Regions from separate parts of the Mus musculus genome. Here regions 2 and 3 are each linked to region 1. Evidence: chromatin loops called from intact Hi-C (ENCODE). Cell type or tissue: left cerebral cortex. All regions are shown on one strand.

What was found. A loop is a pair of places that touch in the nucleus more often than their neighbours do. Peaks named below come from ENCODE experiments on the same cell type or tissue, not always from the same donor. Only the 100,000 strongest peaks of a DNase experiment are listed, where the experiment ranks them.
Region 2: it touches region 1 in a loop (2.0-fold over the local background); 3 of 42 quality-filtered maps call a loop at or near these places.
Region 3: a loop joins it to region 1, with 2.9 times the contacts of the local background. A loop is called at or near these places in 2 of 42 quality-filtered maps.

What each region holds. Positions count from the first base shown.
Region 1 is chr15:94,843,101-94,851,100 of GRCm38, reverse strand. The region is part of intron 3 of Tmem117 (transmembrane protein 117); the gene reads right to left. Among named protein-coding and RNA genes, the nearest start is that of Gm31007, 48 kb to the left of the region's middle. In left cerebral cortex, a CTCF peak has its summit at 3,407 (motif pointing left); a DNase peak (open chromatin) is centred at 3,415.
Region 2 is chr15:95,538,177-95,546,176 of GRCm38, reverse strand. No RefSeq gene overlaps it. Among named protein-coding and RNA genes, the nearest start is that of Nell2, 14 kb to the right of the region's middle. In left cerebral cortex, no CTCF peak of the experiment used is centred here; DNase peaks (open chromatin) are centred at 1,727 and 3,341; H3K27ac peaks cover 620 bases.
Region 3 is chr15:95,189,386-95,197,385 of GRCm38, reverse strand. The region is part of intron 1 of Gm31075 (a long non-coding RNA gene); the gene reads left to right. Among named protein-coding and RNA genes, the nearest start is that of Gm31075, 10 kb to the left of the region's middle. In left cerebral cortex, no CTCF peak of the experiment used is centred here; DNase peaks (open chromatin) are centred at 3,284 and 4,199.

The DNA.
Region 1 (8,000 bases):
ACTACAACTTGTTATTAGTCCTAGTGACAAATGGGAACCAGAAATGCACAAAGAGAACAAGTTAGGTTTCAGAGGCTGCTGAGCAAACAAGAAATGGATGTCCAAGTGTCTCACTGGCCAACCAGATGGAAGGCGATTTGTATAGATGCCCCACAATAGCCAATGTGCTACAGGTTTGGTCATGAACTTATAGACCAACCATTAGATAATGGAACACTGAGAGTGGGGAGCAGTAGGTCAGTAGATATTTTCCATTGAAAGGGATATCAAGACTCTAATACTCTCATCTGTACCCTTGTTTTCTGATTGCATCTTCCTCTACCATGTGCTGACCATCTGCCCAAAGACAACAGGGCCAATGACCACCCACTGAAACTTCTGACTCTTGTCTATTAAGTTAAATTTCCTAGGTCTTTGTGCCAGGAACAGAAAGCAGATAATAAAGTTTCCTTCCAACTGCTGTGATAAACCAACCTGGGAGAGGAAAGAGTTTATTTGGCTTACAGATTATATATCCATTATCCTGAAAGGCCAGGGCAGGCACTGAAGACAGGAAACAAGAGACAAGAGAGAACTGTAGCAGAAACAGTGGAGGAAGGCTGAAGATTGGCTTGCTATCTCTAGCTTCATCAGCTTCTTTTCATACAGTCTAGGCCTATCAGCTTAGGAGTGGTACTACCCACAGTGGGCTGGCCCCACCCATAATCATTAATCAAGAAAATGCTCTCACAGACTGTGCTCAAGCCAATCTGTGTGAGGCAGAGACATGTGCTCAAGCCAATCTGTGTGAGGCAGAGACATGTGCTCGGGCCAATCTGATGGAGGCAATTCCTCAATCAAGGCTCCTTGTTCCCAGGTGACTCTGGTTTAAGTCAATTTGATGAAATCTTTGTCAGCTGACTGACATATAAGACCTGATTTGGAATAGTTGGTTAGGCAATTGTAAATCTTTTAATCATCTAAAAAAAAAAAAGAGGTAAAACAAAATATTTATTTTAGAAGAAGTGCTGTGTGAAGTGAAAACTGCCACATGTTCAATAGTGCAATCCTGAACCATGAGATCTGTGCTTTCTTCCCTCTCAAAACTAAATGCTATTTTTAATAATCAAATCATGTCTGCTTGAAACTTCATGTCTACTCACATTCAGGGCTATGAATTGGTGTATTTGAATCTTAACCGAACATGGAAATGCCCTCCAGACACTCATCAACAGAAGAGAAATCTACATTCTAGGAGTTTTGACTCTTTTCTGTGAAGCACATCTTAGGTCCATTCTTCTCCTACCTTTAATGATGACCAAAACGCAAGGGTTCTTAGCAGACAATGCACTAACTGGACACGTGTGTTTTACACAGATTCACCTTCTAACTCTCCCCAGATACCGTCACCTTCCTTATGTACCTAACTCTATGTTCATTCAAGACCAAGTTTTGCTGCCTAAATATCTTGAATGTGTGGCCTTCTGTTGGAGCATGATTGATTTTAATATCGTTTTAGAAGTCAAGAACTCAAATTCAAATGCTTGCCCTACACCTCACAAGCTCTTGGGAACTGAGGAACTTTGCCTAAATTTCTCAAATTTGGTGTTTGTTTGTTTGTTTGTTTTTTGCACCGGAAACTGGTAAGTTTATTCAAAGTTCATCTGAGATCAAACCAAGGGCAATGTCAGGGGTGATGTAACACAGTCAGGGGAGAGTGGGAGAGACTGGTACACACTCTTCAGAGGTACGGCAGTCTCCCGGAAAGGAATAGTACTGTTGAACAAGGTAACAGATTTGAGTGCACTGGCCACTATAATTACAACCTCATCTTTTCCTACACATGAGAAATACTACCTATTACTTCACAGTTGATTATCAACTTGGATTATATAAACTATTGATGGAATACAGAAAAATTCAAATATTTTCCCAGACCTATACATTTGTTTGATTGAGCATTATTTGTATTATAATTTAACAAATCACACCTAAATCTGTTTATGGGAGTAACACAGTATTATGACAGATGCATACAATATATCATTGTTACTTTTACTCACCATGTTGTGCAATAAAACTCAAAGAATTCTGACTTATACTTTGTACTCTTTGACCAAAAGGTAAAGATTATATAATTATTATTCAAAGTGTAACAATATATAAATGCCATTTACAACAAAAAGACCAATTGGAGTAATTATACTATAATTGGAAGAAAACTAGACTTCAGTGGTTAAAGTATTTGTCACCATCACTTATAGTTATGTTTGTACCCTAGCAAGTTAATTAGCCTCAGAAAACAGAGTTGACTTTTATATATTTAAAATGGATATAACATCCTGAAGCTCTCCAATCCAGGATATCAAAAGCTGGGAGACTAGCACACCACACATAATAAAGTTTAAATGAGAGGTTCCCCCATATGCTCAGAGGTGTGAACACTTGATGCCTAGTTGGGGACTTGGGGGGGGGAGGTTCATCAATGCTGGAGGAAGTAAGTCACTGGTGTGGGTATTGAAGGTTCAAAGCCCCATGCCATCCCCAGTTCCATCTTTCTGCTTGATGCTTGCAGTCCACGATGTGAGCCCTTGATACCATGACTTCATTCCACCATCATCTATTCCAACCCTCGGGAACCATAAGCCCACGGAAACCGTTTCTTCTATTAGTTGCCTCAGCCATAGTGTTTTATCATAGCAATAGAAAAGTAAATAATACTGAAAGCAAAGAACACTACTAAATGGGAACAGTCCAGGGGATGACTGCATTGGCGCTAAACTTGAGGAATTACAGGATATGCACTGTGAACAATTCCAGGAGCAGAGGACTCCAAGGAAACTGAGTGGCAGAAAGGTTTCTAGGCTTTCAGGAGCTTGCTTCCAGCGCTGCACCACATTGTCAAGGGGAAAATTGTTACTTAAGATTTTCCTTCGTGCTTTTAGAAGGTACAGGGATGACCATGCTAATTTGGGGGTTCTCTGCAGCACTCTGGTCTTCACAAGCCATCTTTTAGAACATCTATTCTACAGAGCCCAGCTGTACTGCAGACCACTGGAAGAGCAGGAAGGAAAATGAATGGCTGCAGCTGCTCCCAGTCATCCTGTTATGGGCATGGGCGTGAGGGAGTCTAAGAAGCAGCTGAGAAGTTGGCATCTCAGGACACAGTCTCACTGATAGACGAGGCCGAAATCATTGTTCTATACGTTTTTCTTCTGTCACTGCACTACTTAAGGTCACTACATTATAGCTTCTTTCACCTAGTAAAAAATTACTCTTATGTCCAAAGCAGGGACCCAAAATGGCACTGTTGCTCGTGTCCTCAACAGGAGGACCCTGCCAGGTAAAAAGAAGCCTAAACTTGGCACTCCTCAGGAATCTCATAAAGTGGATTTCTATTTACAAGGAAAGCCTTAACTGCCCTCCACTGGTCTATCTGGGCAAAGGCATCCAGTTCTAGTTCCCACACAGCATGTTTTTATGCCCTAAAAATACTTCCTCCTCAACCATCATATAAAACCTGCCTGCTTTCCCGCTGAGCTGCTGTCCTCTACTCTGACACAGTCCCCCAGTTTGTTCTTCCAATAAACTTTTTTTTCTACACAGAGTAATCTAATTCAGTGGTTTCACTGTGCCCTCATTTATAATTACCACCCCCTCCAAAAAAATACAGTTTTAAAAGACTGTACAGCTATCAAGAAAGAGTCAGACATTCATGGCAAAAGCGTTGGAATCAGCCCAGAGGGTTTTTATAAAAAGTACTGACACTTAATACGTTAAGGATTTAATGCAAAAGGCAGACAAAAAAAGTAGTGATGTAAGAAGAAAGAGAGACATTCTTAACTAAAAACTGTGACAAGGAGAAGGAAGAAGATGAGAATAGAAGAAAAGAAGAGGAAGAAGAAGAGAAAGAAGAAGGAGGAGGAGGAGACTACAATGACAAGGATGTCCATGATGTTTGAATGCTCCTTAGTAATGGACACACTTGAGAAAAATCTCAGTTAAGAATATGGCAATAGCCAGGCAGTGGTGGTGCACGCCTTTAATCCCAGCACTTGGGAGGCAGAGGTAGGCAGATTTCTGAGTTCAAGACCAGCCTGGTCTACAGCGTGAATTCCAGGACAACTAGGGCTATACAGAGAAACCCTGTCTCGACAAAACAAACAAACAAAAAAAGAATATGTCAATGGAAACTTCCAATTTTGAAAAGAAAAGGTGGTTGAAAGAAAGAGAAACAAAGTTTCTAAGACTGTAGAAACAGTGTTAGCACATCTCTGATGGCAGAAAAGAGCAGAAGAAATGCCAGGATCAACAGTGCCAGACACCACACAACAGGCGCAGAATCGCAGCAGAAACTCACCAGGTAATGCCAATGCCACACCTAGAAAACTTTCCCTAAATATAAAGAAAATAAAGAAGTCTTGAGAGAAGCCTGAAGAAAGAAAAATACTCAGGATGAATAAAGAAAGAAACCAGACTAGAAAGAATGAAATAAGGCCTGGGGAGACAGCTCAGTTCCAAGTTGAAATGGTCAAGTATTTACTGTATAAGCATGAGGCCCTGAGCATTTCTTTAGAACTAACTTAAAAATAAATAAATAAATAAAGCTGGGCTCGGTGGTACACACTTGTAATCAACCCAGCACTGGGGAGGCAGAGCCAGGTGAATCCCTGGACTCACTGAACTTCCTCCTAGGCCAGTGTGAAACATCTCAAACAGAAACAGGATGATGGCATCTGTGGAATGATACTGGAGGCTATCCTCTGGCCTCCATGTGCATGTATGTACACCCATTCATATATGTACTCTCACACACATAGATGAACACTCATGTGCCCACAACAGAAATACACATACACATAAAAAGTAGATGTGTGGAAAGCCACATGTGCCGTTGCAGGGTGGTGCTGGCTACCGCTGGCCACCACGCATACATAGGCAGTAAAGTTTTTTTTTGCCAAGATGAGGTTTTGAGAGTTAACCAATCAGATGAGAGACAAGTTAACCAATCAGATGAGAGAGAAGTTAACCAATCAGATGTGAGGCATGCAAATGAGGTGGTAAACATAACCCATGCATAACCAATCCGGGTGTGAGACACACCTCTCCTAGGCCTATATAAGCAGCACCAGCTCTGGGCTTGGGGTGTCTTCGCCTCTGCAATCAAGCTCTCCCAATAAACATGTGCAGAACGATCCTGTTGCAGCATCGTTCTTGCTGGCGAGCCAGGGCGCACACAAGATAGATGGAATGATCCATTTAAAGTATTGAGAGGGAAAAAAAAAAGACAACAACATCAATTCAGAATTTTGTACCTTGACAAGAGGGGAAACACATGAGGAAAGGAGAAATAGTACTAATGGGGAAGGGAGTGTGAAGTGAAAGTTTCTGGTTGGGCCATGCAGACTCACATGGTGAGGCCGACTTATATGGTGTTTTGATGGGGCAAGACCAATGGGAAAACACAAGATGTTTGGAGAGAGTACAAATAGGACTCAAAGGATGATGATGGTGTGATTGCATAGCGAGCTTTGCAACACTTGGTCTCAAGTCTTAGCTGATCATGACTTCAATGAGAGAGGCATAGCAGAGAACTTCTCCTGGTATCTAGACAGATTCTGGCCGCTCCCGCTGACTCATGCAGACTCTGCTGAGGCTTAGCTGTTTCTACTGGATCATGCCAACACCACTGCTGATTCATGTTTGCTCTCCTGACACTACTGAACTAGACTGCTGGTAGCCTGACAAATGGAGACTGGAACCATTTCAAAGAACTACTTCTAAACATGTTCACACACCCTTGTCCTATGCATCATCTTTTCTCCCCTACCTTTGGAAGGTAGGCTGGAAGGGAACCTTTATTAAAAGTAGGTTTTGAAAAATCTAAGCCTACAGGGCTGGGTAGGGCTTAAATGACCTAATAAACAAGATGAGTTAGTAACTCACAAAGCAAATGCTCTCTAGGTGCTCAGCAAATGTTTAAGAAAAAAAATGTGTGGTGCTCAGAACATCTCTTAAGAACATAAAGGGTACAGGAACAAAGAAATGTAAAAGAAGATGGAGAGCTGAGGGTAGAAAGGAATCCAAAACTCCTATCTGGATTGCTATTACAAGTAATAGAGTAACTACCTGCTTGATATCACAATATTGGCAGCTCCTAGGCAGCTGTTAAGCAGCCTGTTGAGACCGGTGTGAGGAACTGTCATGTGGACACTGGTAGCTTCATATTTTGAATGAACACAGTTCCTGCCTTACTTTGAGTCATTCAAGGTATCAAATTCATTCTTGTTAATTTACACTATGAAAGCTCTACTTCTGGCTTCACTGGGTCATGGTGAGAATGTGCTAAGGGCACTAGATCATGTCTTTGACTAACATGAGAATTAGTGAAAATACAGAGGCAGAATTAAATCCATGATATCTTCTACAGCACTTGAGAGGAAAAAATCAAATAAAGACTAAATGAAAGCCAAGCAAGAGATATTGTACATGCTCAATAGAGGGGAAGAATACTGTCGATTCAGCCACATGACTTTCTCACAGATAATATGAGATCTGACATTTGTCATCTAATTACTGTGTAGATTCTGTAGTAGGTACTGGCATCCAACACTGTACCAACTTACAGGATGCTGGAGGATAGCCAACATCCACAGGAGATAATCACAGAAAAAATGGGGCATGTGAAAGCATCATCAAAGGTTAAAAAGGGAAATGATTGATAAGAGAGCAGCAAACATGAGGCAGGGAAGAACCATGGAATGGAGTCAACAAACCAAAGACACATAAGACTAAAGTCAACATCCATAAGAGAGTGGGAATGTACAAACCCACACATGATGACAGTATCAGCACTGTTACAGTCTCTCACCCTGTAGAGGAATTTAATCTGTAAATGGCTGCTATGACAAGGGATCACATCCAAACACCTGCATCTCTGTGACCCAGTTGGAATGGAATGACATGCCTTTATTCCCTCCGACAGGAATACAGACACACCCTTAGTGCAGACGTTTAATCCCAAACAAGGAAGGTAAAGTTAGTTTGTAAAAGGAAGCACCCATGGTTTAAAGTGATGTCTAATCTAGGGGCAAACAAAGTGAGAAATCAGAGAAAGATTTAATAGAATGGGTAAGAGATAGGTTACACTCAACTCTCATGAGAATAGGAAAGAGAGGCAACTTAAGAGAATAGCAGAGAGAGGGAGAGAGAGAGAGAGAGGGAGAGATAGAGAGGGAGAAGGAGAGGGAGAGAGGGAAGGGAAGGGAAGGGAAGGGAAGGGAAGGGAAGGGAAGGGAAGGGAAGGGAAGGGAAGGGAAGGGAAGGGAAGGGAAGGGAAGGGAAAGAGAAGAGAAGAGAAGAGAAGAGAAGAGAAGAGAAGAGAAGAGAAGAGAAGAGAAGAGAAGAGAAGAGAAGAGAGAGAAGGGAAAGAGAAGAGAAGAGAAGAGAAGAGAAGAGAAGAGAAGAGAAGAGAAGAGAAGAGAAGAGAAGAGAAGAGAAGAGAAGAGAAGAAGCAGTTTTACTGGGACAGGTAAAGACAGCACACCAGAAGATTAGAACAGATTGCCAGAGTTAGTTTGAGGCCAATCGGAGTGAGTCAGTGAGAAGTGAAGAAAAGCCAGTATGAATCATTCAGCTTGGAGAGGAGTTTGGGCCAGCACAGCTGAGTTGAACGGGCCAGCTAGAGTTCAGAAAGAGCTGGAAAGGGTGAGTTTATCCAACAGTAAGCCTCTGGAGATGACCATCACAGCTGGCACTAAAAGGTAAATTTACATCTCTTTGCATTCAATGGTCAAAAGCAGGACCTACATGCATGTAGCTAGAAGGCACCCAGGGCACTACTCCTCAGCCTTCAGAGTAGCGCTAAGGAATGTTGTCTGCCCCTGCACTTCTAATGTCATGGACTCTGAGAACTTCACACTGCCTGCAAGTCACAGGAAATGTCATGGGCTCATTCTGGGTAAGGATACTGAAGGGAAAGAGCTGGTAAAATGATCATGACATTGTCTCTCTCCTATATT
Region 2 (8,000 bases), 700 kb before region 1:
ATAATTGCTTGCAATGGAAAAAGTGGCTGTCTCCAACAAAGTCTACCTGGGTCTACAAACCACTCTTAAGGGCAGGCAGGCTCCACACTCAGCAGCATAGAGAGCCAACACAGTATAAGTTCAAGAGCAATTTTGGAGGTTCTTTATATCATGGTGCTTCAGCAGGGTATTAAAAACAAATAAAACTTTTTTATCTTATAGGTCTTATGTGTATGTCTTATGGTTTGTGTTGTGTTGTTTTGAGATTTCTGTGTGTGCAAATGTATGTCTCTGTGCCCGTGTCTATAAGTGTTTCTTGTGCTTTGTATTTGGCTTGTTTCTTCTGCTTCTTTGTTTTATCCTATTCCAGTTTTTATTTGCTCTTGTTATTTAATGTGATTTTGTTATTACTTTTCAGATGTCTACTTTTTACTGAGAAAGAGAGAGAGCAGAGAGAGAGGGGTGAGAGGAGAAGAGAGGGGAGGGGAGGGGAGGGGAGGGGAAGGGAGGGAAGGGAAGGGGAGGGGAGGAGAGGAGAGGAGAGGAGGGAGGGAGGGAGGGAGAGAGAGAGAGAGAGAGAGAGAGAGAGAGAGAGAGAGAGAGAGAGAGAGAGAGAGAGAGAGAATTTGGATAAGAGGGAGAATCTGGGGGGAAGCTGGTAAAAGGAATAATAAATGAAATTCTCAAAAGATTAGTTACAAATGGGCAATGAGTGTATGAAAAATATGTTCAATCTCATCAACTGTAGAGAAATAAAAACATAGTCTACTTTGAAGTTCCATGTCACCCCAGTTAGGATGGCAGACAGTCATTAAGAAGGCAAATGATGAATGCTGGTTATGTGGACAAAAGAGACCACGCCCACACTACTGGAGGTAATGAACAGTACTCCACTCACCGTCAGTATGGAGGGTCCTCAGAAAACTAAAAGTAATCTGCATGCCCTGGCAGCATCCCTCCTGGGCATTTGCCCAGAAGATGGTAAATCCCCACACATCACAGAGATGCATCACATCACTGATTCACAATAAATACGTTATGGAACTAACCCATATGTGCAACGACAGAGGAATGGGTGCAGCAAATGTGGCATGCTTGGAAAAATTTTAAATTACATTTATTTAGTTGTGTGTGTTTATGTATATATGTAGATATGTAGATATGCATGTATACATACATGTATGCATGTATGTATGTACTTACATGGGCGTGTGTGCAGAGGTCAGAGGACAGCTTTTGGGATTTGGTTCTTTTCAACTTCTGTGTGGGTCTTGGGGGTCCCACTCATTATCAGACTTGGTGGCCAGCACTGTTACCCACTAAGCCATCTTGCTGGTTCATATAGTGGAATATTTTAGCCATAAAGAATAGTTATGTTTTCAGGAAGCAGAATACAACTAGAAATAAATAATCATGCTGAGTGAAATAAGTCAGCCTTGGGGCTTGTTTTTTCTCCTTTGTGGCACCTAGATTTTATATAGACATAAAGTAATGTGTGTGTGTGTGTGTGTGTGTGTGTGTGTGTGTGTGCGCGCGCGCGCATGTGTGTGTAATATGAAAATAGAAACATAAGTATCTAGAACAAAAAGTGGGATGCAGAGGAAAGGAAGGAATGAGAAAGGGAGTGTAGGAGGCTATGGGGGAATATGCCCAAGTGCAGGTGATTCTGAGTAAGATGTCCTACAGCCCAGTACCACATGCAGGGAACATGTGTCCCTGAAAAATAAAAGTCAAAGCCTCGCTTGGCTGTCCACCAATAAGTTTCCTACACTTCCACCTTGTATGACTGGACTGGTGACACTTTCATTCTTCACTAGGGAGGAATGTTTGCATATGGTGTCCAGCCATCTGTCAAGGTTTGTTTTTACCTCTGGAGCCTAGCTCAGGCTAGGTTCCTCCTTTCTGAGACTTCCCCTGGCCTCCCATTTCTGTCGGCCCCCTGAGCTCAGTGCATCATGTTTTAGGTATCGCTTCATCCAGCCATTTCCTCACATATGTGTCTCATTGGCTAGCCACACCTTCCTTTGGGGTATGAGCCTTTGGGAAGTTACTCTTGTGTGTACCTCAGTCATAAAATATCTTAAGTAATTGCTAGCAGATTTTGATTACATTTTCTAAATTTTGTTAGTTTCCATTATTTATTAACAAGAGGTCACTTAACTGGGCATCCGGGACTTTAGGAATCTCCTGTTAATTAAAGGGAGCCTATAAAGCCAATCTTGGCTGGATAATTTGAACGATAACATGTATTTTCCCTTTTTGCAAGCTTTGCTGTTTATTTAGTTTATGCTTACATAGGCATATGTATTTTAGCAACCATTAAGAATTTTTTCAAAGCTGCACAACTTTCAGCCTTTAATAACTGAGATCTATTTGTCTTCAAGTTTAGCCAAACATATACCTGTCCTGGGGGCCTCTATTCCCATCTTACTGAGTGTTCACAATTTTAACTACTTTGAGGAAAATGTAACCCTGAAGTTTTGCCTGTTTTCCTCTCTCAGAGTGCAGTAAATGTCTCACTCCCCCTAGCTCAAGCCATCAGACCAGAGCACTCCATAAATAAGCACAGAAAAAAGAAATCTAAACATATGAGTGTTTACCAACATAGACACATTAGGAGGTAATGTAACACAGTGAATGCTATCCGTATTTGTATTGATTATATAACAACACCAAGCAAACGTGGAGTGATTCCTCAAAGCTGTGAATCTCAAAGGGGAAGGAAGGCTGTGTATGGAGACGGTGGTGGTAGCCTCCGATTTGGGGTGGGGGTGGGGGGCTGGTAAATGAGATTTTAAAGTGTGAACCACAGAAAATAAAGAGGCATACATGTCAGGGAAACAGTTAAGAAGAGCTCCAGACCCTGCCTTCAGGGTTTGAGCATCATGGGATGGTTTATAGTGGAGATTTAGGACAAACTACATTTATATTTTTCTGAAGAAACATATATATAATAATGGGTGTCACCCATTATTGTGACTATAAACTACTTATACATATAAAAATAAACAATTGCAAAGCAATGCTAAAATACATACAAATCTGCTCTGCTAGGGTTCCCTTTAAATTATGTGGCTTGCCCTTGCTCATTTTAACTGGATCAATGCAGAAATATCATGTGATCACCTTTTGCCTTGAGATGACACCCACTCAGGCCAGGATGTAGATGCTGCTTGGCAGTGATGCTCCTGTGATCTCTAAGTGCCCAGGGCAAGGCTGTAGAGGCTGCATTTCTCTTCAACATTGCTCGTTACATTCTCCATTTTCCTGTCTTTTCTTTGGACTTCTTTTACAAGCTGGCTTTATTTCCAGTCATCGCCCCACATAGTCATCCCTTTTTAGCCTGTCTCCATCCTCCATTCACTGCCCCCATCCTCGCTCATTCAACGTCCTAGCAAACACCCACTGAAATCTATACCAGCTGCTGTGTCTGGAAAGTGTGTCCTCCTAATGCCTACATTGATATCTAATACTCAGTGTGATAATAGGAACTTGTAGGACGTATAGGACATGGTTAAATTGCAAAGGCAGCAGAGCCCTCGTGAGTGAGATGAGTTTCATTATAAAAGATCATCATTTTCTTCCTTTATGTAACCAGACTTTGGAGGTACCCTTTATAGAGAGTAAGTCCCCATCTGATGCCAAACTTACTCGTTTCTGGTCTTAGAATTTCAATCTTCTCAAACTAAAAGCAACACATTTCTGATGTTTTTGTGATTACAATATACAGTATTTTGCTACAGTAGTGGGAACAAGAATAATGCGTTTCCACCTTTGTGGAAGGAATGATCTAGGTAGAGGGGAAACAGAGGATGAAACAACATGATAACACTGATGTGGTGTGCGCCACAACAGAAACGGGCACCCAGTGGTACAGGCATGAAGACCTGAATGAGTCAACACACCATGCTGGGAGAGAGGGAGAGCGGGAGGGGGAGGGGAGGGGGAGGGGGAGAGAAAGTGCCCCTCGGGGAATGCAAGTTTATCAGGTCAGAATGAACTGAGAAGAAACCTGCAAAGACAAACAGAAGACCACTGTAGACAGGGCCAGTGGTCAGTGTAGAAAACCTCACGCTTGTACGCTGGGTTCAACATGGTCTCCTTCGTCTCTCTCTGCTTTCTCACCCTATCTCTCTCCACTTTCCCTTTATCCTTTTGTTTCTCTTCCTAATAAAAGCCCAGGATCTAAAGACTCGATAAAAATGAGCCTGGCTGTTTGATCAAAGGAAGGAAGCATTTTCCATCTTTCCCATTCAACGTGTCTGAAAATATTATTTTGTATTTTTTAAGTAAAGATGTAAGCCCTTTTTGTGGCTGACTCTGTAAACAAAGAAAAGTTCAGTGAATCCTGACACTTTTAATGTTTGTGGCATTGGGAATCTGTTGATAAGCAAATGGGGACCTGGTCTGTATCCTTAGAATATATTCAAGAAGAGAACATATATCAAACACATGCTTGTAAAGTGAACACATGGAAATATGTGAGGTGGAGGGCATGAAGGAGAGAGGGAGAGGTGTATACATGGGAGGATGGACAAGCTGGGGAGGTTCTATGAGGTAAGAGGCTGGAGAGATGAGCAAAAGCTGACTCCCCTGTGTTCTGGTAGACAAAGGCTCCCCCAAATGACACCCGTTTACAAATTGCTTGTAATGAACTAACGTGTAAATACATAGAAATTCCCACTGCACATATACACTGCTGTGATTCTCCACATTTGATCACTGGCTGCCACTACACTGTGCAGCTTAGCTTATATTGGCTTATCCTCTAATGGTGCACCTGCAAGCTTAGGAAAGCAGTCTGGAATGGCGCTTGTCAGAGTGATGGAAACGCACTCCTCCACGGAGGAGTTTCTTGTTTGGAGAAAAGTGTGAGTCAAGGAAATAGTTTGCTCAATAACATGGTCAAAATTGTAAGTTATGTTGAGCTTATGTGCTGCGTCCTACACTGCTGTCTTCATTATGTGATACTACTAAGGGTATGGAACTGCTCATAAGCATGTTTTGTGTGCTGAGTTATGATTATAGAAGGCATGTTCTGTTTAGACTATTTGAAGTGGGGAAGAAGCCATGGTTGTCCATTTTCATTGCAACAGAATGGCTCAGGCTGGACTATGTACAAAGAAAAATGCTCCGTTTAGGTCCCAGACGTGGGGGCCAAAAGCCTGATGTCGGGTGGCCTCATTTGCTTGGTCTGTGGTGAAGTCCTATAGTAGATGTCATCATGGCTGGTGCACATGCAGGAGGGAAAGCAAGATAAGACAGCAGGCTAAAGAGGGGGTCTGCGACCCAGTTTCATGTATGTGAACTAGATGAGGAACCAGGAGAGGTCCACCAATGCCCTAACTATGAGTCATAGACACTGCCACTGCAGGGACAAGCCTCCAACACAAGAATCCTTGGGAATACACAAACCAAGCCAGAGCAGAGACTTGGATATTCTGTCAGATAAATCAGTGTCATGCCAGTGTTTGAAAGCTATGGACTGGACAGTATAGGCTTACACACATGCACAGGCACACACACACACAGACACACACCCCTTCAATGCATTCAGTTATCTAGATACATAGATGCAAGGAAAGAGTGTACAATATCTTTTGATAATAGCCAAAATTGAGAGGAGCTTGGAAAATCAACTTCTGTAGATTGTTCAATGACAGCAAAGTTATTGGTGAGGTGCTAGATGGTCTTGGCATTATACACCCACAAGACACATCATCCATCCCTGACAGGCTTGAAGTGTGTCTACAATTTCTCTGTTACAAGATGCCCACTAAAAAGAAGTATCTCCCAGAACTCCTCCAACACTTGAAATTTACACATGTAAATTGAGGTACAGTGTTACATGAGATATTTTTATAATTATTGACTGATTGGGACTAAAGAACAAATTTGAAAATTTAGCATCACTTACCTTATATCAGATGGAAATTAAATTACGTGTAGATAGACTGACCTGTGTATTATGTGTTAATGAAACAGTCATTGAAGTATGCTACTCCTATGAATAGCATCATTGCCAACCCTAGCAGGTTAACAACTAGAGCAAGCTTAGTGGCTGACATTCGTGGTGCTCCTCAGAGTATGTAAGACAACCCAATGCTGCAGATCGGTGCTTCCTCACAGTGTTTTGCTTTTGTGATAGCGAACGAGTAAAGTTGCGCGCACACTCAGCAAGTCTCCATTCTGTTCTATTGAGTTCTCAGCTTTGATGCACTATTTACATAACTTCCACATTGTTGTTGTTGTTGTCGTCTTCACTTTTATTTTGATTAAGTTTATTGGGATTGCAATTTTATATATGTTGATTTTGTGTGTCTTTTTAATGTATTTTCCTTGATGTCCACTTTATTGTACTTTAAATATATAAATTTTAAATTCCATAATCTGCTGATATACAATGTATATACACTTTAAAGAAGTTGTTCAGGGCTGGAGAGATGTCTCAGGGGTTAGGAGCATTTACTGCTCTTGTTGAGGATCTGGACTTGGTCTAACAGCCCACATGGCAGCTCACAACTGCATGCAGCTCCAGTTATTGGTGGTTAAGCGCCCTCTTCTGGCCTTCAGAGGTTCCTGCACACATGTGGTGAACATAAAATCATGTAGATGAGCACACATATACACAAACTAAATAGATAAATAAATAAAATGTATCTAAAGATTAGTTTTTTGCTACAGTTGGAGAAACACTTCTATAGATCAGGATTATATTTCAGGTACCTCCTCTTCAGTGATAGCTTCCAGTCTTGTTTTAGGTCGCTGTATGGTGCCTCACAATTAGGAAGCCTGGGGGACTCAGCCTTCATTCTCATTTAGGCTCTGGGAATGAAGAAGACACAGTTGACCTCCAGTTCTGCAGCCAGCTTTCTTTGGGACAAGTTGTTGTGTGATCTGTCGTGAGAAAGTCAGACTCTACCTTTTCCTTCTTGGAGCAGAAAAGAGGCACGAATCAGTGACAGAAGGCCCTGACTTCCCCATGCTAAAATAATCCTGTCAATCAAGTCAGGGTTGGCCGTTTGTTCTAAACAACTATTATCAAAATTGTGAGTTAATTACTGTGTTACTAGATATGGTCATTTTTCATTTGGAATAATAGCATCTTGGAGCTTGAAAGGTCTTAGCTCTAGAAATTATGAATACAGAGATTATTAATAATTCCATCCTATTGAGAAGGATGTGAAGTCCAGAGTGTGGAGACCTGCTCCTGTACCATTTTTGGAGCAGTCCCCACCTCTCTGCTTGTCAGTCTGTCTGACATTGCTACTTTGGTATTTGGTAGTTCCTCCAAGGTCAGAATGCTATGACCACGATGACAGGACAGAAGGAACATTAGTGTGCCCTGTGAGTAAGGAGTGTCTTGTAATGGGGAGATGGCCAGAGAACAGGGGGAAGTTGAGACATGTGTTATGAGAGCTACAGCCAGGCTGTCTTGAGGGGACCTAGGGGAGATGTTTTGAGAATGAACTTTGTACCCGTGTTGCCTCTGGTCTCCAGCTCTGATACTGCCTACAGCATGGTCTTGGTAAAGACATTTCACCCCTCTGAACCCCACTCTCTTCTATCTGTCCTGACTATGCATCTATCCTGTGGGATGTTTCCAAGACTTAAAGGGTTCATGTTCTCAGAACGGTGTCTAACACACCAACACTCAACAGACAAGCCATTATTCTTCCATCAGAAAAATGGTGCTTTAAGTTGAAGATGAGGTATAGAAAAGAAAGCTGTGTATTTTTTTTCACAACTGAGTTTATGAGTTAAAATAGCATATCTTCTATAGGCGTCAGGATGATTGTAATCAAAACAAAGAAAAACAGAATTAGACATTGAAATAAAGAAAGAAGAAAGGCAATGAGTTAGTTGAGCCTGAAACATTGGCAGATAGTTGCCAGTCACCTCGATGGTTTTGTCCTGGAAAGGTATCCGGGACATCCAGGAGGAAAGGAAAGGAACATGTGTTGAGGATATCTTGAGGCACGTTTTGTTTGTACAATCAATGAGAGCCAGAAATATATATT
Region 3 (8,000 bases), 350 kb before region 1:
GCCGGATCCCGCTTTGTTCTGACAAGACTCAGAAAGAACCCCACAGTGCTCAGGACCATATGTTTTCTTATTTTACAGCCACCAGGCCACTATTTTAGGGCTCTTCTGATCTAGCACAGCTTCCTCCTTAATTAGCTATAAAATAATAAAAGGTCACTTTTGCAGTAAATGTTACAAGTTAAAGATCCTTTACTGTGCTTCAGACACTTAAATATATCTGTAATAAGTACAGGTAGGGGATGCTTTGTCGGCTCAGACATCTGAGAGAGCCTCACTTCCCCATCAGTGTTCAGCGTGAGTAATACACGAGGCAGTAGGTCTATCATTCCAAGCCAGCACAGTGCTCTGCTGTTGGAGAGCTCTTCCAGCAGTGAGAACGTCCAGAACAGGTTCTATCATCAGTGCCTGGACCTCATCCCCAGGAATGTTAGTTGGGAGGTAATGAGAAGCGGTTTTTGTTGTTTGTTTGTTTGTTTGTCTGTTTTAAAATAAAGAACGTGGCTTCATATTCAAATAAACTCTCCACTAAAACTGAGAGAAAAAAATCCATGGACAAATAAAACAAGTTTCTTTCGTATGGATGCTTTCTGTCTTCTAGGCTTTTAGTTTGCTAAGATATACTAAGAGGAGGAACTCTTTAACTTCTGTCAATCTCAACCCTGAATCCCACCCAAAGGTGAAACTTTGTCTGTGTAAAAAAAAAAAAAAAAACCAAAACCAACCAACAAAAACAACTCTGGAATCTGGTTATCTCTTCCCTCCCCACTGTTAGGGCAATTTCTCGGATGTCTGTTAGCTTAAAGCCTCCTTCCTTCTCTTCAAACTCATCATAGGGAAAACTTGAGAAAGCCCAAGCGTTCTGCTTTTTGAAATGAATGAGAGGTTCAAGCCACTTATGGGGACTCAGGTTAGCTCCATTCCATGAGCAGCAGAAAGCCCCAAGCCAAGTTACTTCATTGCAGCTCTCTGGGCCTTGCCTGCCCTCCCAGGCCTCATTGCGGGAGTGATAAGACTTCTCCTGACGTCTAGGTCATCAGCAGGCTCCAAGTCTGCACCAAGTGTGTGAGGGAGGGAGAGGACATATCCCTTGTGTACTGTGGCCACATAACAGGCTATCATTGTGGCTAAACTACCAACACACCCAGTGGGCTGTCCCAAGCTCCTTCTGTGCCTTTGATCTCCTGTCTTTCTCTCCTGTAACTTTTGTTTATTATACAAGAAAACACAGGTGAATTTATTCTTTGAGTGTAAGTTGGATATGTCACTCTGCTGTTCAGAACCGAGCAGTGCACTAATTCAGAACAGGAGCCAAAGCCACCTATGGAGGACAAGGATTTCTGAGATCCTTTCTCCATAATCCTTTAACCTCACGCCTGTCTCATTTACTGCTTTACCTGGGGTGGTGTGTGTGTGTGTGTGTGTGTGTGTGTGTGTGTGTGTGTGTGTGTGTGTGTGTGTGTGTGTATGAGAGAGAGAGAGAGAGAGAGAGAGAGAGAGAGAGAGAGAGAATTCACAGGCACATTATGCACATCTGTGGATGTGAGTGTGAAGGCCACAGGTCAACATCAGGTGACTTCTATTGCTCACCACCTTAATTTTGAGACAGTGTTTCACTGGGCCTGGTGGACTTCAGCAGGAGTCAGGAGAGCCGTTCAGAAAGCCTCAGGGTGAGCCTGTCCCTCTCCTGCCCACAGCACTGGGGCTACCGGTATGTGCTCAGGTTTTATGTGGGTGCCAAGGCTCTGAGTTCAGGTCCTTCCTCATCCCAGCATGCAAAGCAGAGTCTTACTCATTTTCATTCATGTCTTCTGCCTTATTTATTTCTCCAGGTGTCTTAATGATACCTTTCTGATTTTCCCCATGTTTCTGCTCAAATTTTACTGTAGAAATTGTGCCAACTCTGATGGCCTTTGTTCATCCTATCCTTCATTCTCTAACATTTTCAAGTCTATTTCCCTTAATTCTTTCTTTACAACATTGACCATCCCTGAACATAATTATCATTTTATTGCTTATTGCCAGATTTCAGCTAGAAGTTAACTCCCCTGATGCCAGCATCATTATTTCCCTCACTGATGCATCCCCAGAACATGCCACACAGGATAGTTTCGCTTCACTTTTGTCAAAGGATATACACATATATACACATGTACTCATGCAAAAAAAAACACACAGAGGCAAATATACACATATGTACCTCAAATATAAACACATATTTTTACATATAAGCACATTTGAATACATATAAGTGTGCATGCACATACATACATGTTCATGGACAGGAGTACACATAAAATGAGCATGTATACATACATGCAAATATACATGTACACACAGTTAAATATGGACACACAGTCATATGTATCACACATATATGTGAACAAGGCAAAAACATATACACCCATCAATTCACTGATGGAGGTGCTCTCACACAAAAGCACACACACACATATATAAACATATGTAGGCACACATATGAATAAACACTCTAGCACATGTACATATGCCATCATGTAAATACCATGAAGGTGCAAAGAGTGTATAGCATATACATACACACAATGCCCACAAATGTACATGTGCATACATATGCACAATTGAATGTGAATATGCCCACACATGAATGTATAAGTATACATATGCAATACAGCATATACCCAGACACATGCATTTGTATGTACATACATACACTCACAGGCATACACATACAAAGTTGCATATACCACATTGAGCATATATGTGTGCACAGAAGCATGTTTGGGTACATATAAATACACACAGGCATGAATACACTTACCCACATGTACACACTTACAATGCCCACATGCATATCCACACACACACATACATACATGCATTCACCAGAATACATACTTTAAAAACAAAGCTGCCTTGTTAATTAAACTGGGTTATTAATCCCTTCTTCTCTGGGTAAACACACAGACAGGTAATGAGAGTGTTGCTGGACTCTTCTGATTTCTGTTTTCCATCCCTATTCTTCCTGGGCAGATAGAGACGATGGAATGCTGGAGTAAGTGGGTCTGACTGTGTTAGCCTGGCTCAGAAAAGTGATCAATGGATAGAGTAATTCTGCTTCATGCCTTTCTGAATTCTTCCTCTTTGTGCTTTGGTTTCTGCCTCGTCATTTTCAGGAGACACTTCAGGGCACTGTGTAAGACTCTGCAGCTTGTCTTAACTTTTTATCCCACTGGGTTGGATCAGCGTGGCGGGTTTGGGAAGACAGCCAGAGCTCCGTGTTTGCATTTGCTCCAAAGAGATGCCCACTTACTGCAGGCTTGCTCAGTAGAGAATGCAAATGCCACACCTCACAGCATTGAGCCAACTCACTCCCCCAGAGCGGCCTCCCCAGAACCCCTGTGCTTGTCACGTTTTCATCTTCCATGTCTTTGTGTGGTTAAATCATAACTTCAAGTCAATCTAAACCATTCTTATATGCAAGGGTGGAAATGCATGTGATGTTCCGACTCGCAGAACCCACAGAGGAATGCTACTGTTGCTTTGCAGCAATGCTAGCTCTGAACATGAAATGAAGTAAAACCCTGAGTTTTTCTCGCCCTGCATTTAAATCAGTGCCTTTGAATTCTTTATGAAAACATGCTGTAGTTATTTTTAACTCTTTGGCATGCTTTACATTTTCTATCTCATCTTTTTTTTCTCTTCCACCATTCTTTTCTGTTGTACTCAAGTTGGTCTCCTACTCATTTATAGGTTGGATTTCCCCAGTCTTCATGTTGCTTGAAGGGAGAGGGAAGACAATTCTCTCTCTCTCTCTCTCTCTCTCTCTCTCTCTCTCTCTCTCTCTCTCCCTCTCTCTCTCTCTCTGAATCTGTGTGTGTGTATGTATTCTCTGTGTGTCTGTGACTTTCTTTCCGTGTGTCTCTTTGTCTCTCTGCCTACGCTTGTGTGTGTGTATCATTCTCTGTGTGTCTATGTGTCTGTTTCTCTCTCTTTCTCTGTATCCGCAACTTCCTCTGTGTGTGTCTCTTTGTCTCTCTGTCTATGTATGTGTGTATCATCCTCTGTCTCTGTCTCTCTGCCTCTCTTCCTGTCTATCTCTCCGTGTGTGTGTGTGTGTGTGTGTGTGTGTGTGTGTACAAATCTCATAACTTTCAATCAGACTCACAAGGAAGCAGATGGCTGATTTACAGTGCACAGTCTTAAAGCCTGGTTTAAGGCAGTACATAGCATTTTTGAAGCCTGGATGCCAGCTTGCTATACAGTGAGAAACAAAGGCAAAAACAAAAAAAATCTAAGCTGCTACCATACTGATCGCCCAGATGTCAAAGCCCGCTCAGGCTGAAGCGGCAGTGAGGAGCGCGGATGCAGCCTTACCGGACAGCACTTCCGCTTCCAGCAGCTGCTCCTGGTCAGTAGGGCTTTCTGCCTGTGGCACCAGTAGCTGCTCCTTCTGGAACACCTCCCATGAACTCAGTGCTCCCTTGCTTACAGCCTTGAGTGATGGCATCTGCATTTAGATCATTTTCCTACTGTGGCTTGTCAATCTAGTTTCTTACGCATTTTCTGGGGGCCGAGTGTGTTTACTGTTCTTGATAAGTTGACTTTTTGAGCAATAATAAAAATGTTTATTTTCTTCTAACCCTAACAGTTTTACATTCTAGTTTTGTGAAAGATTCTAGTGTACCTGTTCCAGGTTTCTGCCTCTGGCTTCTGTCGTTTCTCAGCTGTATTAACGTGGCCCTGCTTCCTTCGGCGGCCTCTGAGATTTCTCTTATCTTCATTTAAAGGGCTTTTACCATGATTTGGCTGTTAAAGGTTTACTACTATTCTGGTTTGGTTCACAGTAATTCCTGAATAAAGAACTCAAGGTTGTTAATTAACTCTGGAAAATCACAGTTTACCATCCTCTAGAAGTTAGCATTGGCTCCCATTCTGTTCCTCCTACCCTAGTGAAGACCCCGTGATGGAATTCCACTGTCTGATTTAAGTACGGACAGACCTGCTTTCTGAGGTTGCATCTGCTCAGCATTTCTTTGCCCATCATCTTTGTTTGAAAGGATTTCATTATTACTTCACCCCACGTTTTACTTGTTAAATATACAATTATTTTGTTGTTTTGGTTTGGTTTTGTCATAATTTGCCTTTAAGCCTTATACTTAAAGGTATTAACCACCTATGCCTGGCTCTATATAAATATATATTATATGTGTATTATATAACTATATTAATATATCATATAGTTATGTGTTAATATATTAAACATATATATACTATACAATGTTGATATATTAAATATTGGATACAATTGACATATTAATAATTAATTTATATAATTATAGTTATAAATATATAATATAAATAGAATTATAATTGATAATACAATAAATATGATTAATTATATATTCTATATACATACATACACATACACACACACACACACACATATATATACACACACATACATATATATATATATATATATATATATATATATATATATATATATATATATATATATATATATATATATATATATATATATTTGGTTGGTAGTTTTCCATCATGAGGCTCAGGAGAATGTGGGCACTGCCCTGGGGTAGACAGCTGTGTTACTTAGTTACTTACTTTCTTTTTTGAAATTAGATTTTCATACAATATACTATGGTTGTGGTTTCCCTTCATCCAACTCCTCCCAGTCCTCCCTAATTCCCCACCCAAGTCGCCATCCCTGGCCCAGAATCTATCCCCAATTGATAACCTCTGGTAAAAGCAAAAGAAGTGGTTTCCAGTGGAACCCCCTGGGTGTACACACCTTTCTTAGGGCGGGCTCCTCACACAGCAGTATATGACAAACACAAAATGAACCCAGTGCACTTTTGGAAGTTGTTTTGTTTTGTTTTAGTTTTTTATCTCACAGTGCTTTGTCTGGGCAATTTTTTTTTAACCTTACAGATCTTTTGTTTGTATGTTTCGGCTTCCTGTGTTGTTTTTATGGGTTTTCTGTGTTTCCATGTCTGTAGTTACGTTCCTTGCTGCTGTGATCAGACACCTGATGAAATCAGCTTAAAGAATGAAGCTTTGCTCTGGATCACAGTTTGAGGACACAGCCCATTGAGGAGGGAGGGTATGGCAGCAAGAACTTGAGGGCAGGGCGCATTTCGTCCACAGTCCCAGCCCCTGTAGTGGCTTTGTCCTCATTTATGGTTTATCTTCACATCTTAGTGAATGTAATCTAGAAAATCTTTCACAGATATCCAAACGCTTGTCTCGTCCATGACTCTGGATCCTGCCATGTGGACAGTATTAGCCATCGCATCCAGTTCCTAGAATTCATTCCCACATGCCTCTCCTATGGCACCCCTTGACATAATCCCTCTAATATCCTATGACATAATTCTCTTACACAAATTTTTCAAAGAATCTACACATTTCCCCAAAGCTTTGCAATGGAGGGTAACTTGTGTAATTCCAATACCACAGGGTCACACTCAGCTCACTTTGGAACTAAGTTGAAGCCCCATTTTCTCCAGAGGGCAGTGAATCCTATTATCTTTCTAGAAACATCTCCATTCTACCAGATGCTAAACTCGAGCCCTGGAGCCTCGCATTGAATCTCTCTATAACTCAGGTCCTCCCTCCTGCCTCACAGAAATCAGCATCTCAAGACAGATATGATAATGACAACTATAATAATGTTTGTGACTAATAATTTATGACTTGTTTTGTACCACCAGGCACTGAAAAAATATTGTCAATTTTCTCAGGCAGAAGCCAGTGTAATTGCATCTCATTAAGAGAACAGAAAATGCTAGCTTTAGGGAGGATAAGAGGATTGCCCAAGTTCATTAAGCTTTTCAGTGAGAAAGCCTGAGTGCAGGCCAGGTTGGTCATCCTCTTCTTTCATCCAGTTGAAATAGCAGGTGACCAAGCTGAACTCAGAGGTGCTCCGGGGCTGTCTTGGAGCTGAGCATGTGTATGTGTATGGTATGTGTGTGTGCTTGTATGTGTGTGTGTGGTATGTGCTTGTATGTGTGTGGTGTGTGTGTGTGCTTGTATGTGTGTGCTTGTATATATGTGTGGTGTGTGGGTGTGTGTGCTTGTATGTGTGTGTGGTGTGTGCTTGTGTGTGGTGTGTGCTTGTATGTGTGTGGTATGTATGTGCACGTGTGTGGTGTGTGTACCTGTGAGTGTGTGTGTGTGTGTGTGTGTGTGTGTTTGAAAACAACTGAAGAAAGAACCCAAGAGGTCACCTGTTGCCATTGCATTGGGACTTTCATAGTAGCCACCACTTGGTAGAGCAAAGCTGCTCCCCTCATGACTTTGGTGAGTTAACGGAGGATTCAAGGGACCCAGTACCTCCCTAGATGTTATGTTCCGTTGACTACCTTTCTTACATGGGGCCAAACCCTTGAAGGTTCCACCATCTCTAAATAGCATGGCAGGCTGACATCCATGCTTTTCGTCCATGGAGGTTCAGAAAAGACTTAATCTCTAAAGCATAGTGGAAGGACTGCAGTGGAGATGGTTCCAGAGGCAGTCATAGTCCCAGAGGCCTGCACCATGGAAGGGGAAGCAGGCAGTGCAGCGGTGGAAGGCAGCCTCCTGTCTTAGTGTTTTACTGCTGTGAACGGACACCATAACCAATGCAACTCTTTGTTGGTGTTGTTTTTTGTTTGTTTGTTTTTTGAGACAGGGTTTCTCTGTATAGCCTTGGCTGTCCTGGAACTCTCTCTGTAGACCAGGCTGGCCTCGAACTCAGAAATCCGCCTGCCTCTGCCTCCCGATTGCTGGGATTAAAGGCGTGCGCCACCACTGCCCAGCTCCAATGCAACTCTTATAAGGACAACATTTAATTAGGCTGGCTTACAGATTCAGAGCTTCAGTCCATTATCAGCAAGGAGAGAGCATGGTAGTGTCCAGGCAGGCATGGTGCAGGAGGAGCTGAGAGTTCTACATCTTCATCTGAAGGCTGCTAGCAGAATACTGCTACACACATCCAGGCATACATGCAGAATACATCC